Regions from separate parts of the Homo sapiens genome. Here region 2 is linked to region 1. Evidence: read pairs that join two places in POLR2A ChIA-PET (ENCODE). Cell type or tissue: OCI-LY7. All regions are shown on one strand. Links, peaks and the distances in the headings refer to the core of each region. The heading gives the core; the rest is flanking DNA. Region 1 has its middle 12 kb from the start of LNPEP. Region 2 has its middle 33 kb from the start of LIX1-AS1.

Region 1 (5,383 bases), core at 151-5,150:
AATATTATTCAACAATAAAAAGAAAGTACTGACATGTTAAAACATAGATGAACCTTTTAAAAATTATGTTAGGTGAAAGAAACCAGTTACAGAAGACCATATATTGTTATTATTCCACTTATTTGAAATGTATTGTATCATTCCATTTATATGAAATGTCCAGACTAGGCAAATCTATAGAAACAGAAAGTAGATTAGTGATTTCCTTAGACTGAAGGGAGGCAAGAATGGGAAGTGTCTGCTAATAAGTATAGGGTTTTTTGTTAGGGTGATGAAAACATTCTGAAATTGATCGTTTTGCTAGGCACTCAACCCTGTGACTATACTAAAAACCATTGAATTATAAACTTTAAATGGATGAATTTTATGCCATGTAAATTATATCTCTGATATAAAACTGATAAACTGATATATATGAAAGACTTGAGGTTATACTTTTTAGAAACCATAATAACAATGCTTGATTAAAATGAAACAGTAATGGCTGGGCATGGTGGCTCAAGCCTGTAATCCCAGCACTTTGGGAGGCCCAGGTGGACAGATCATGAGGTCAGGAGGTTGAGACCATTTTGGCTAACACGGTGAAACCCCATCTCTACTAAAAATACAAAAAATTAGTCGGGCGTGGTGGCACGCGCCTGTAGTCCCAGCTACTTGGGAGGCTGAGGCAGGAGAATCACTTGAACCTGGGAGGCAGAGGTTGCAGTGAGCCGAGATCACGCCACTGCAGCCCTGGGCGACAGAGCGAGACTCCGTCTCAAAAAAAAAAAAAAAAAAAAAGCAAATTATACTGTGAGTATCTCCATTCACCATTGCTCAAGCAAGTTTGTTTTCCCCCATCTGGTTGCTACTATTTAAAAAGGTACAGATTTCATTCAATTAAACACTAACCTATTTAGAAACAGAAATGCTATAGAAAATTCTACAGGTATAGATATATCATTTCCATTTTTTCCCAAATGGAACCCTAAGCCTACTAGAAATGCTTAGAAAGAAATCTTCACTCTGGAAGTCCAAACTGTGGTGACTGTTAAATTTCTTGAAGGAGCTTGTTAACAAAACAGATTTCTGGGCATTGTTCCCCGAAATTTCAATTCAGTTGGTCTGAGATATTGCCTAAAATCTGCATCTTTATCAAGTGATTGTGACACAGGTGGTCCTCAGATAATCCTGCACTGAAGGAATTCTAGGGTAAATAAGGAGCAGTGTGTTTAGTAGAAACTGCACTACATTTACTACAGGGTAAATGAAGGGCAGCCCAGGACTGAGGTGAGAGCCTGGGCCCTGGAGGTAGACTCTTAAGGGTTCAAATTCTGCCTCTGCCACTTCCTACCTCTGTGCCTGGGGCAAGTTCCCTGAGCTTCACTTTCTCCTTTGTAAAATGAGGACAAGTACCCTCACAGAGTTAGTGTAAGGATGAGACAAATTCACATAATTATACTTAGAACAGAGACTGGCACAAAGTAAGCACTAAAGATGTATTTGCTGTTACTATTGTATGTGAATTATAAAATTTAAATACCATGTAGATCACTTGCAAAGAAGTTTAGACTTGTAATAGCAAACCAATTTCTATAACGGTAACATATTCCAATCTGATCATTTAAAATAATGATGTGCTGGCAAACCAAGTTTTCGGTGTTGAGTTGGCATCTAAGCCCTAGGTTGGATGGGGCCTACCTAGGCCAGGAAGTGACTAGGATGATGGGCCTACCTATATAGCCATAAAAAGCAATCACAGCCTTTCTTCCATAAAAGTCAGAAGATAGAAAAAACATTTTTTGAAATGATGTGGGCCAGGCACAGTGGCTCATGCCTGTAATCCCAGCACTTTGAGAGGCCGAGGTGGGTGGATCACCTGAGGTCAGGAGTTCAAGACCAGCTTGGCCAACATGGTGAAATCCCGTCGCTACTAAAAATACAAAAATTAGCCTGGCATGGTAGCAGGTGCCTGTAGTCCCGGCTACTCGTGAGGCTGAGGCTGGAGAATCACCTGAACCCGGGAGGTGGAGGTTGCAGTGAGCCGAGATCACGCCATTGCATCGCTCCCAGCCTGGGCAACAGCAAGACTACATTTCAAAAAAAAAAAAAAATCTGTTAGCCCGAATTGTTATTGACTTGCTCTTTCTAGAGAGATGTTTATACTCTTGAATATTCTGATTTAGTTTTCCTTTTTGTTTGTTTCTTACAGCTATGCTAAAATAAAGCTTGCCCAAGGTTCACTCCCATAAAATGTGTCCTTGAGCTTTTTGTTTGTTTTTTAGCTTGAGAAGGTCCTATAATATTTGTGCTGAAAATTACATTTGACTATGATTCTTGGCTGACTCTCAGCTGATTCAGGTGCTTTTTTCCTCCCTTTGGCTGATGGTTGCCAGCACAGGCTGTCAGTCAGTCAGCACCATTTATGGAGGGCCCCTGGTGTGCAGGGCCTCAAAGAGACCTCAAAACAAAACAGGAGCTAACGCTTCACTTTTATGGCACATACAATCTATTGGGCCAATCAGGACAAGCACACAGGATACATACATAATACATGAAACATGACACAGACATATACCATCGTGTACTAGCAGGATCAGCCTGAGGCAAATTTTCCATTTCTTCCTCACTTCCAGGTGCTGCTTTACAGCCGACAAATATTTATCAAATGACATCTGTGTAACATCCTTGAGTAAGTGACAGATACTGCCCTTAATTTCCTCCTACCCAACCAGTACTTTCTAAGCTATTGGCCACTTTCCACAACTCACTCCCCAAGCCCGTCTCCCAACTTCAGGGTCCTCTTTCTCTCCTCAGGGCCCTTTGCTTAGCTAGCTATAAAGAAATATTAATTTTTTAAGATGTCACACTAAAGCATGACTAGTGAGTTACAATGTAATATTTTAACTTTTTATTAGTCCAAAGGAATAAATCTATAATGGTGAAATTATAAAAGAAAAGGCAACTGGATATTTTGACGTGTATGAAGTTTCTTTCTTTTTCTTTTTTTTTTTTTTTTGAGACAGAGTCTCACTGTGTCGCCCAGGCTGGAGTGCAGTGGCCTGATCTCGGCTCACTGCAAGCTCTGCCTCCTGGGTTCCCGCCAGTCTCCTGCCTCAGCCTCCCAAATAGCTGGGACTACGGGCGCCCGCCACTGCGCCCGGCTAATTTTTTGTATTTTTAGTAGAGACGGGATTTCACCGTGTTAGCCAGGATGGTCTCGATCTCCTGACCTCATGATCTGCCCGCCTCGGCCTCCCAAAGTGCTGAGATTACAGGCGTCAGCCACTACGCCCCGCCTGAAGTTTCTTTTTTTAGACAGCACGTTTTAGGTTTGGATTTGCAAGGCCAGCACTGTTGCTGTTATTTCTTTCCAGGTCCTCAGTGAGACCGAGGGGTCAACAAATAGTATGTTTCCCTTGGTCTTAAAATCCAAACAGCCAGGACCTGGCGTGGTGGCTCACACCTGTAATTCTAGCCCTTTGTGAGCCCAAGGCGGCAGGACGGGAGCTTGAGACCAGTGTGGAAAACATAGTGAGACCCCCATCTCTACAAAAATTAAAAAATAAAAATTAGACAGCCATTGTGGTGCACATCTTCAGTCACAACTACGTGGGAAGCTGAAGCAGGAGGATCACCTGAACCCAGAAACTGAAAGTTACAGTGAGCTACGATCGTGACACTCCAGCTTGGTCAACAGAGCAAGACCTTGTCTCAAAAAAAACAAAAAACAAAAAACAAAAAACAAAAAACATCCAAATAGTGAGGCCTCGCAGAGGCACAGTTGTTTGAAACTAGAAGAATAATATGCTCGTCCTACCTAATAATGGCTTCTCTGTAAGATATAAGTTATGCGCTTTGATTAGTAGTTGCATAACTTTTATCTACAGATAACGCACAACTTAGAACAAGAATAAATAAATACAAATCTTTAAATGCTATCCAGCCTCTTTCACTAACAACTTATTCATTGTTGCTTGAGTAACTCTAATTTAGTCTCTGAGTGTGAGTGAAGTTAACTCACCCGGACAGAGGGTCTGACAACTGCGAGCTCTGTCTGGTTCACATAGATTGTGCACAATTGTTTCAAACCAGATCTTTCTTTTGATTCCTATTAGCTCAAGTCTCTCTACCTGTTTGCCCCCAGCCAGCTAGAAAGCCCTGTTTGTCCTTCTACGACTCCTGCTTTTAGTCTTTGGCTCTACATCTGAAGATATGAATAGAAAGAAAATAAAATTATATGCCAGCAGTCTTATGTGCCCCAAGCCTCATCCTGGCCTTTTTCCATTTTTGAGTTTTAAAAGAGTGTTCTTTCTATCCTTTTCCCAACTCCAACTCAATATATTAGAGACGAGATAGAATTTGCAACTTAATTGACTAGAAAACAGTTTTTTTTGTTTTTGTTTTGTTTTTTTGAGACGGAGTCTCTCTCTGTCGCCCAGGCCGGAGTGCAGTGGCCTGATCTCGGCTCACTGCAAGCTCCGCCTCCCGGGTTCGTGCCATTCTCCTGCCTCAGCCTCCCGAGTAGCTGGGACTACAAGAGCCTGCCACCGCGCCCGGCTAATTTTTTGTATTTTTAGCAGCGACGGGGTTTCACCGTGTTAGCCAGGATGGTCTCGATCTCCTGACCCTGTGATCCGCCCGCCTCGGCCTCCCAAAGTGCTGGGATTACAGGCGTGAGCCACCGCGCCCGGCCTAGAAAACAGTTTTTAAAGCGGAATACAGTTTTAAAACTGAGAAAAAAATGTCCTTTGTATGTTTTCAGTATTTTCACAGACAATTTATTCTGGCCAACTCAAAATGAAGTTTATAATTTTAACTGTGGTATTCTTTGGATGACTAAAGGGACATACCAGGTGCTATTACTATGGGAATTCCTTACGGAGGAATGAGCCTGAAATATAGTATTGAAAGAAAGAAATATGACATAATTCAACAGAGGAAGGCATGAATTTTGAAGTGTGGGAAATCATGTGTGTAAATAACAAGATGAGAATTACTGAGTCATGTACTGAGAATAGAAAACCAGTTTCCTGACCTTCTCTGTCAGCATAGTAGAGGATTAGGACATCTGGAAGAAAGAAGAATACATTTGTAAAAGATCTTGAATTTATGGTTGGGAAGGAAAGATTGTAGAAACGAGTAAGAAATAAAATGTTTTTCTACCTTGTTTGTTAGTTAAGTATGCATTTCTCAGACTTTCTAAAGATTTCTCACTATGAATACTAAACATTTTCCTGATTTAAATCCTAAACAAATGATCTGTTTATACTGCCAGCTTTCTAAGTATAATGCAGACTTAGGTATTTGTACATAAGAAAATAAATGATTATGGTTTCTGGGAATATGCTAGAATAGATACCTTAACTGACCTTCCTGCTAAAAATAACTAAAAATGTAGAAT
Region 2 (5,383 bases), core at 291-5,290, 120 kb before region 1:
GAGTGAAACCGAAACAGGCAATTAATTTCCCACCTTCTCTCATTCACTTGGAACACCCGCAGGAATGTATACCTGTGTGGTTACTCAGTGCGGATCAAAAGCGCCTCTGGTTCCCAATCAGCGACACAGGGCATTCAACTTGGTACTTAAGCAGTGGTGAGAGGTCTCCACTTCTCACATTCCTCTGCACACTCCAACGAACAGAGGGAGACTCCTGGCTGAGGAATGCATGTCCCCCAGACCTGCCCCGCTCAAGATGGTGTGTTGCCATTGAAACAGGCTTTAACACCACCAGTTTCATAGCTTGAAACCTCCCCTGGCAACACCCTTCACTTCTGTTCCACATGAACCCCAATGCCCTTGACTGTCTACCACCCACCACGCAGGCTGTGTTTATAAAACCCAGGTGGCAATTTCCCGGCCTGAGCCAGCTACTCACATTAGAGTCAAGTCTCGGGTACCCACCGAGCTCAGGGCCTGATGCATAGTGGACAGATCACAATATTTGTTGAATAAATCATCCATAAAAATATTTTAAAAGTATGCCTTGGCTTTCCTCTTCCACCAGTTCAATTTATGGCTACTTTCTCTCACCCCAAGTCCAGATGGGGTCAGATATAAGCCAATTTTCTATTAGTGTGGAAAAACACAGCTAGGAAGAAAAATCTGTTGCCAATCTAGACAGGCAGATAAAGATTTCTAAGAACATTTGTTTGAAATAAATAGTTGATAAACTGCTTGTTTGTGGGAAGGGGTAAGACTCCAGGGAGCATGTCCAAATAGCAAAAGGCCTCCAAACCTTGGGGCCAGCTGCTCACTACAGGCCATTAGTTTTGTGGAGCTTTTGATGTGCTTGGCCAAACATGTCTGGATGTAGATGCTGAGACACTGGGATGTCTAGGGGCAAGAGTGACAGGTCAGCAAGGCCTGGGTGTGTGTGTATGTGTAATTTGGGTGAGGAGCACACAAAAACATCCCCCAGAAATGGCAACGTAAAGGAGAGGCTCTGGAGAACAGAAATACAAGTGAGGATGACACTGTTACAGCATGTGAGAGTAACTTCCCTTGTAGACTCTCCTCTGGGTACTACCTTGGAGAAAACCTATATTGCTCGGCAGTGCTTTGGCTTTAGTGCATTTTGTGGAAAGGAATCTTGAAGAGGTGCTAAGTTCCAAGTCTAGGTTTGCTCAAGGCAAAAAAGAGACTACAGACATGCATGCGGGGCTGAAGAGGACCAACTACATTCAGGTTATGCCTCCTCCATAAAGCAAGTGAAATCAATGGTTTTAAAATTGTTTAATATTGCCTCTTTTCCCATGCCTGTAGACTTCCTTAAGTTCCTGTCCTTCTGGCAACAGAAGGGGGTCTGTTGAAAAATAGGAAAGACGCTGGGCGTGGTGGCTCAGGCCTGTAATCCCAGCACTTTGGGAGGCTGAGGTGGGAGGATCACTTGAGTTCAGGAGTTCAAGACCAGCCTGGGCAGCATAGAGAGACCACTGTCTTTATACAAAATTTTAAAAAGTTAGCCAGGCATGGTAGCACACACCTGTGGTCCCAGCTACTCGGGAGGCTGAGATGGGAGAATAGTTTGAGCCCAGGAGGTCGAGACTGCAGTGAGCCATTATCATGCCATTGCACGCCAGCCTGGGTGGCAGAGTGAGACCCTGTTTTTTTTTTTTTTTTAAAAAAAAGGAAAAGAAAAACAAGAAAAATAGGAAAGGATGTCAGTCTGCTCTCAAAGTCCAGGGTTCTGTGGCTGAGGACTGAAGGCCTTATCTCGGGCTGATTTCAAACTACAGTCATGCATTGCTTGCTGATTTCATCATGGTGCAAACAACACAAATCTTGATGGTTTAGCCTACTACACACCTAGGCTATATGGTATAGCCTATTGCTTCGCTCCTAGGCTACAAACCTGTATAGCATGTGACTGTACTGAATACCATAGGCAACTATAACACAATGGTATTTGTGCATCTAAATACATCTAAACATAGAAAAGGTACAGTAAAAACAGCGTAAAAAAAGATTTTTAAAATGGCGCAGCTGTGTAGAACACTTACCATGCATGGAGTTTGCAGGATTGGAAGTTGCTCTGGGTGAGTCAGTGAGTGAATGTGAAGGCCTAGGACATTACTGTACCCTACTGTAGGCTTTATAAACACTGTACACTTAGGCTACACTAAGCTTATAAAAGAATTTTTCTTTCTTCAATAATAAATTAACCTTACCTTGATGTAAACTTTTTAATCGTTTAAAATGTTTTGATTCATTTGTAATAACACAGTTTAAACACACACTACAGCTGTACAAAATAATTTTCTTTATATCTTATTCTATGTTTTATATTTAAAATTTATTTTTAAACTTTTTTTGTTAAAAACTAAGACAAAACCAAACACATTAGCCTAGGCCTACACGGGGTCAGGATCATCAAGATGTCACAAGGCAATGGGTATTTTTCAGCTCCATTATAGCCTTATGGGACCATCATTGTGGCACATGACTGTACTTCAGGAAAATGGTTCATTTTCACCTTCTACCTGTAGTCGGCGAAGCTTAACGTTTATATTCTTTTCATTCAGCTCATCAACCATTATGGCAGCTGTTACTTTACCAATGCTAACCACCCTCCGTCCTTCCTGAGATTCCCTTTGGTGGTGAGTGTCTGAACCTTCTGACATTAGTATCTTCCACCTGAGAGAGATTACTTCAATGTAATTCACTTCATTTAAACATTAAAAAAAATGCTACTCTTTTGAGATCATGTTATTTGAATCATTCACAGCATCATTAAATGTAAAAGTGAAAACATTAGGATAGTTTAATTTAGCTCTGCACTCAACATTAATGAAACACCTCTTTCAACAGCAAACTCGAATACTCTCTTCTCCAAAGAAGCAGTATCCCGCAGGCAATTGCACATCATTTGTCTCAAAAATGATGCATATAAACTGTGTCTAATCTAAAAACATATACAAATTTAACATATAATGTTATATCATGTGGGATTTTAGCTCAAGCATAACTTCTAATGCCCTTAATCTGTAAAAGGAGGAAATTTAGACTAGGTCATGTGGAAGAAGTTTTCCTTCTAGCACTAATAATCCCAGGTCCTAAAGTATTTGGCCAATTTCTCTCCATCATGCCATCTAATGCATAAGTTGCAAACAATTTTTTTTCTAGCTAGAATAGAGACTTAGGCATGCTTGATTCATTTGCATGCTTAGGCAAATAAACTGAGAGAAGGAAAGGAGTATTTGTGGAGCACCTACGAAGGACCAGGTGTATTTTCCTATATACCTGTTCTTCATGTTATTACTGCAAAGTAGATATGCTTTGCAGATTAGTCAAGAGTCAGGATTTTGTTTTGTGTCTACTTTTAATTAACCAAATTCAGTGACAGCCAGAATTAACTTCAGTTGTAAAACCTATATAACCACATTTTTTCTAATATAATGCCTCTCAAATAAAATCTTTGCATATTTAAGGCTTAAATAAAAAGCATATTAGACTAAAATTATTTTTGTAATTTCCTAACTGGCAAGTTATATACCTTATTCAATTTTAAAAACTCATATCCATCTGTAGCTGAAGATATTAATATCCATACACCTCATTAAGCGCTGAGAGTTTTAACAATGACAGTTGATAATTACTCTGCCTGGGCCCGGCAATATACTAAACAATTTATAGGTTCTTTTATTTAATGCTAACAACCCTGCAAGGTAGGTAGGTAGGCACTATCTCAGTTTTATAAATGGAGGAAACTGAGGCAAACAGGAATTAGTAACAACTCTCTAAGTGGAAAATGATTGAACCAGAAATCAATTCTAGTTCTGACTGATACCAGCCTAATAGCCTTTCAAGTATTTAAATTTCTTGAAATTGTTACCTTTTGTTATGTGATAATAGTAATATTCCAATAATTTTGCTGAAGTTAAAAATTACAGAGGTCTTTGAGGAAAAAAAATGAAGACATAAACAGCCACTAAACCCATAGGGCAGCCCATGTTCAATCCTGCATGTAGGACCCAAAGATCTTTTCAGCTGCATTCACATAGAAGAGCAACAGCATCAGAAACTGCTGAACAAAAGAACTTTCAATTTCCCACATTTGGTTTGTACACAAATGACACTTTAATAAGCAACACACTGACAGCCCTAAATTGTCTTTCCTATGCTGAAGTGGCCTCTGGTATGTTCCCTGACTTCCTTTCAAACTATTACCTCCTGGTGCTGCCTGCTGGTCAACAGTTCAACTCTGATGACTGCTATTTTATTATCACATTAGGTTCTTCTTTTATAAACACAAATGGGAATAGGAAAGCAAGAATCAAACTTATTCTGTGTAAGCCAAGGTCCTGATTATTCAGCTCAGCCAACAACAGAAATTACAGGGGTACCCAAAGTGCATTTCAATTCAACTGGACTTTGGCCAGTTGAATGGAGGTCATCCATGAAGAGAAATGATAAAAGTAAACAAGCACAGAGCATTGGGAACATATCAATTATGGATCTAGTAGGTGGGTGAAATTAACGACTTAAAAGTATGTTTTTGCCCTCTAGCAGAAAACCACCTCTTTAAGCATGTAAGTCAACTGTTCAACTTGCACACAAGTTTTAGTAAACACCAGAGCCTTTGTGTGTGTGTTGGCGGTGGGGGGTCGGGGGGCTTTATGTAAGAACAGAAGAAGCAAAAAGAAGATACAACTGAATCATTCTTCTGTACCATGGGTTCTAAAAATAATTTAGAAAAATAGGTTATTGTTACTCTCCATCCAAAAAGTCTATCAGAATCAAAGTGTTCTTTACATTTATAATGGGTTTTAGTTCAATTGTTTACTGCTGGTATCTGTGAATTAAAAAGCACAAAAAATTTAACCAGAAGCTTCTGATCAAAACTTCACAATTTTAAGAACATTTCCCCTATATATTAGTAATGATCATTATAAGAGATTTTAAAAGGGCATGCATCAAGGTTTTGTGTCCTCAGAAATAGGATTTTGGGTATGGGAGTTAAGACTTACTTTGCCTTCAAACGCCCACCTAACAATTACTGTAAAAGAATACTTATTCTAGTTCATATATCTGGAAGCCTAAGAAATTCTCAGTTCTTCCTCAAGGCTACTCATGCAGACAGAACCAAGAAACTCCTTTTGTAGACCTGACCAGGAATGTAACCGTGGCAGTGTGCCTCTAAAAAGGTGCACTCATACTCCTACTTATATGTGAATCAACGCAAGGGGTATTTCCCTGATAACATCCAATGTCTCACCTTCAAAGTAAGACAGCGTTCCTTGGTTTCACTGGCATACGACACGTATGACATTTCTCACACTGATTTAGGTACTGTATGACTACTGCATCAGTTGGCTACTTA

What was found. ChIA-PET counts read pairs that join two places held together with the same protein. Peaks named below come from ENCODE experiments on the same cell type or tissue, not always from the same donor. Only the 100,000 strongest peaks of a DNase experiment are listed, where the experiment ranks them.
Region 2: POLR2A ChIA-PET joins it to region 1 with 7 read pairs; 3 of 35 experiments call an interaction of 5 or more read pairs at or near these places.

What each region holds. Positions count from the first base shown.
Region 1 is chr5:96,921,309-96,926,691 of GRCh38, reverse strand. It overlaps a transcript of ERAP1 not described here. Among named protein-coding and RNA genes, the nearest start is that of LNPEP, 12 kb to the left of the region's middle. In OCI-LY7, for the core only: no CTCF peak of the experiment used is centred there; DNase peaks (open chromatin) are centred at 2,411, 2,641 and 3,621; H3K4me3 peaks cover 1,203 bases; H3K27ac peaks cover 2,563 bases.
Region 2 is chr5:97,037,958-97,043,340 of GRCh38, reverse strand. No RefSeq gene overlaps it. Among named protein-coding and RNA genes, the nearest start is that of LIX1-AS1, 33 kb to the left of the region's middle. RefSeq lists a silencer at 1,950-2,150. In OCI-LY7, for the core only: no CTCF peak of the experiment used is centred there; no DNase peak of the experiment used is centred there.